Regions from separate parts of the Homo sapiens genome. Here region 1 is linked to region 2. The links are chromatin loops, found by intact Hi-C in ENCODE. Cell type or tissue: heart right ventricle. All regions are shown on one strand.

What was found. Hi-C counts contacts between places; a loop is a spot of excess contacts. Peaks named below come from ENCODE experiments on the same cell type or tissue, not always from the same donor. Only the 100,000 strongest peaks of a DNase experiment are listed, where the experiment ranks them.
Region 1: a loop joins it to region 2, with 11 times the contacts of the local background. A loop is called at or near these places in 22 of 110 quality-filtered maps.

What each region holds. Positions count from the first base shown.
Region 1 is chr5:77,559,517-77,562,016 of GRCh38, forward strand. It overlaps a transcript of WDR41 not described here. Among named protein-coding and RNA genes, the nearest start is that of WDR41, 68 kb to the left of the region's middle. In heart right ventricle, a CTCF peak has its summit at 1,339 (motif pointing right); no DNase peak of the experiment used is centred here.
Region 2 is chr5:78,267,912-78,270,411 of GRCh38, forward strand. The region is part of intron 1 of AP3B1 (adaptor related protein complex 3 subunit beta 1); the gene reads right to left. Among named protein-coding and RNA genes, the nearest start is that of AP3B1, 26 kb to the right of the region's middle. In heart right ventricle, CTCF peaks have their summits at 1,413 (motif pointing left) and 1,425 (motif pointing left); no DNase peak of the experiment used is centred here; H3K27ac peaks cover 912 bases.

The sequences.
Region 1 (2,500 bases), 710 kb before region 2:
ATTAGTAGATGACAGAATTCAATATATGGACATGATTTTTATATAATGTTGTTATATAAATATAATGTTGATGTATACATAACATATCTATAATTTGTTATATGTCAGCATTATATATAATATATATTTTCATTATATCTAATGTTATATATAAAACTTTATATATAATGTTATGTGTGTGTGTGTGTATTCCTACATACTCATGACCTTTATATAGGAAAGAGTCCTGAAATCCTCCTTTAAGGTAATTGCTTGGTAAACTGTATACACAATTCAATCACAGCCATGCTACTGAATTGTTTTGCAGATAACAGACCTAATTTTCAGAATTACCTCTTGGTCCAGCCAGATCAGAGAGAACAAAGCAACACATAATTTCTGGATTCCTAACAAAGTCATCTAGCAGGCCTAAAAGAACTCCAGTATCATTCCCAATCTATCTAGTCAGTGTGTGAGACACAAGGTAGGAAAGGAAAAAGGGGGAAAAGGGAGACTCCCAAAGGATCCCTTCCACAATTAATTATGCAAATCACAAGTAAATTAGACACTAAAATTTTAAGATTGATTGAAAGGCTTGCTCAAATTGCTTTAACTGTGATTCATAAACCAATCACACAAATTCATCTGTTAGGTTGTATAAAAAAATTAGAAAGATGTAGAATGGAATAAGATTACCTTAATTTAAATGTAAAAGACATGGTTGCTGAAGTATGAGTCTCTTATACCATAAGCACTAGCCCATCAGATGTTAACAAAATCTGATATGCAACAGTTTTACATATCCCCTTGTGGGAGAAAGATCAACTTGTGATCTGCTTTATAAATCAGCTACAGTGTTAGAGTTAGGCTACTGTAGCTAAATGGCTTTTAGATATGCTTCCTGTTTTAAGCTACCATATTTACAAATGAAAGCTTTTTCAAACCATGGCTTTTAATATAATTTGCATATTTAGTAATACATTGATTAAAATTAAACACGGATTATTGCAATTTATTTCAGAAACAGATGGGATGCATTAAATGAAAAGCCAGAGTTTTTAAATAGAACAGACTCGCTGGCTGACTACTGATGAATGATGAATATAAAAACTTTGTAAATTGGCAAAAAGAAAAAAAAAGTCCTTTGCGCCGATTTCTTTTCAAGGTTTTCCTGACTAGTGATTCCAGGAAATTAGTAATCAAGTTAATTTAAAATGAATAATTTATATCAAAGGTATGCATCAGCTTAATGAAAGCAGATTTCTCAGAATTAAAAATGCTTCCACAAACTTTGAATCTTCCTTGTCTACAGGGTATGTGTTCTCAGGTTTTCCTAATTATGGATTTGATAGGGTTCACCAGCAGATGGCATTCTTCCATTACATACATTCCTGCTGGATTGCTTTGCATTTACAGTTTCATGAAACTTCTTCACCAGCTAGTGTAAATTAACCATGAATTCACTCAACGGTAGAGATAGCTGGGTTGAAGCATTTGTTTCTGAAATGGCATATTCTTAAAATAGTCTTGGTTGCCCCAAACCTGATTAGATGTTGACAAGTATTTCATTTTTACATTGTTCTCTGTATCCATTGTTTTGTTGAATATCATTCACAAAAGCTAATTTTAGTAGGAATAATGTATAAGTGAATATTAGCCTCTTGTCAGTTATTTCATCAAAAGTAGATCTAAGCTTTTGCCTCATCCCCTCCTCCCATATCAGTGTGATATAATTCAATCAGATGACATTACTATGCTAGTTCAATTATGAAAATAATTTTTGCATATAAGTTTTTCATTTTGTGAAGCACAGGAATTTTCCAAGTTAATTTAGCAAAATCCAGTTTACTTTGCTTGGCTATCCAACACTTCTTATTAACCTAGATAATTAATTCTCAGAATCTCACAAAATTCATGAAGTAGAGAGTTCATTATTTAGTTTTGATACTTTTTTTTCCTTGCTTTTTTTAAGTGGGAAGTAAAAAGGGAATTGCATCTACAACATTTAAATAATGTTTCTATTATTAGAAATCTTCATTGGACAATACAGAAATCTTATTAATATATAGGCTCAAATTCAGCAACTTCAACTTGAATGGGATTGCTGAAAGTGAACTTGAAATAAAGTCAGACTAAGACCAAATATTTCCTATTTAATATAGATGCTAATTATAAATTCTCAGAATAAGCTAAACTGGGCAGTTTACAACACAAATTGTTCACTTCATAGTGAATCAATGACATACTTTTCAAAGCAAGAAATCAAATGAAAACTATTTTTATATAATGTTTCTGATGATTTTATATCTTAAAAACACATGTGTTTTCTTTTGAAACAAAAAAAGATTCTTTCATCAAAATCCTGATTGCAGTAACAATATGCTATAGAGGTTTTATTTTGTTATATTTTGTTTATAAATGTAAAATATTTCCAAAAATTACCTCCAGCTTTTTCAAAGTTTGATTAAATACTCAAAAGTACTTAAAAGGTCAGTTCCCAGTTTCACTGCTATGGATTACT
Region 2 (2,500 bases):
AAAAAAATAAGTAAAAGCTAAGCACATTTTTTTCAAAAGGAATAAATGCAATGAAATTTATTATGAAAAAAATGAGCCTTACTTTCCAAACAGCTCATAAAATTAAATGCAATGGTGACCAGTAGAGAAGACAAAATACAATTAAATAATTAAAACACCTACTTCTTCCTAATTAAAAATACAGCTTGAAAATATTTAAACAGTAGAGGTAGTAATAAATAAAAACTGTCTCTGAGAACATACAACTACTACACATACTATAAATGTTCACCTTAAGGAATTTAGGATCCCTGCATAAAACTTTTCAGGCTCTTTCAGATTTCACAGGTAACAGAAAAGGGAGAGAAATTAATGGAACTATATATGTAACTGTATTTTGTTCTTCTACTTTTTGCTGTATTTTCCTATTTACTTAATGACTATGTATACTTTTATAATGAAAAACCTAAACCCTAAAAGAAACCTTAAAAAAATCTTACTGAAGTTAGGTAAGAAAAAAAAAGAATTCGATAGGAACTAAATAGAAAGGAAATGTGGTCACACATACACACATGCCAAAAAAGAAAACAATTTTCTCCTGCTTGTTCCCCTTTTCTGTTCCCCAAAGTGTCCCATTATTCTCCTCTACCAGTTTTATCTGGAGAGAGAAGTGAGCAATGAAGAGGAATGAAGTGTCAATTTTTAGAACAGCCCAACCTCTAATTCCAGGCATAGTCTTACTCGTAAACTAATGGAAACTTGGTTTGCTCATCTAAAGCCCAAATTCCCAGAGTGCCCAGAACAAGCACCTGCTCTCTGAAACTAAAAACAAGAAAACAGAATCTCAATATTAAAGATAAAGGTTTTGCTCTTCATGGTTAACAGAAAAGCTAGTCTTCAACAACAAATACTGCATTAATATAGGAAGAGAAACTAATAATTCTGAGGTTCAGGGAAGAGACAAGAAAAATCCTAGGCACTGTTTCAACCTGATGTAATATGCAGCTTCTCACGTATGTCATAAGGATCTATTTAAAATTCTGATATAAATTACATGTTTCTTCCCAAATTCTTCTTTGCCTGTCACCAAAACAGTAAAGATTTAGGAAAGTTAATACCATAACACCTACTTTACCCTCAAAATACATTAACTTTTATTAAGTTCTTTTAGGTCTACCTTCTTCATTACGTAGATTCAAATATGATCAGTTAACATGTATTACTGCATAAATCTTAGATACTATTTTGTTAAATATCAATATTTGAGTCAAAATAATGCTGAATTAGCAATATTTTCCTCAACTCTTTGCTGAAAACAATAGTTGTTTCAAATATATTCATTTTTAATTTACCTGTGTCTTCATTTACCTAGTTACCTGTAGCTTTCTAGCTTTGAGTATTAGGATACCAACTTTATTTTTACATAAGTGACATCTTGTGGTGTTAAATGGTATAACTTTTCCTTTCATGTTCAAAATAGGCCAGTTTTAAGTTTCAAAGGACAGAGAAGAATATATAACTGAACATTTAAGGCAAATCTTACTATTACCAGGAAAGTCATTCTTATTTTAGCCCCAGAATGAACTAGTAACTATAACTGAAAAATAAAGTTTACCAGTTATATATAAGAACTAGGGATGTGTTAGGGCTATTATGTAGTGTAAATTACCTCTCTTTTTAATCAATCTATAATCCATAACTCATTAAAACCTTCTACTCCTTCTAAAGACAACATAAATTAAGGGGAAAATTAAGACTATGTAGTACTGTACACTATATCAGTGCTACTTAAAGTATGATCTGAGAAAGTCTGGTCCAAGAATCATGACTAATTCACAAATTTTTGTTACCAACCCATGAGGAGATAGGTACCAAAATTCAGAATAAGCACATTGAGAACCGTGACGGAACAATTTGACAATGTAATTTTATGTTTATTGAGTCTAATTTAAAAAGTGGGGCTTGTATTTTATTTTGTGTGCCTTTTTCATTTTATTTTTCTTTAATTTTATTATGTTTTTGTTTGTTTGTTCTTTCTTTTGAGACAGAGTCTCACTCTGTCACCCAGGCTGGAATGCAGTAGTGTGATCTCCGCTCACGCAACCTCCGCCTCCTGGATTCAAGTGATTCTCCTGCCTCAGCCTCCTGAGTAGCTGGGATTACAGGAGTGCATCACCACACCCAGCTAATTTTGTATTTTAAGTAGAGATGGGGTTTCATCATGTTGGCCAGGCTGGTCTCGAACTCCTGACCTCAGGTGATCCACCAACCTCGGCCTCCCAAAGTGCTATGATTACAGAAATGAGCCACCACGCCTGGCCCATTTTATTTTTCTAGTAATTTATTTTTTATTGTATTTTGTAGAAGTATCCATCAATATTGGACTGGAAATTTTAAAAAGAAAAAAGAAAGGACTTTTACCATTTGAGAGCCCCACACTACAAAGTTACCTTCTTTTTCCTCAAAATTATGGTACACCAAAATTTATATACCATAGAAAGCAACACCTAAAACTTACATC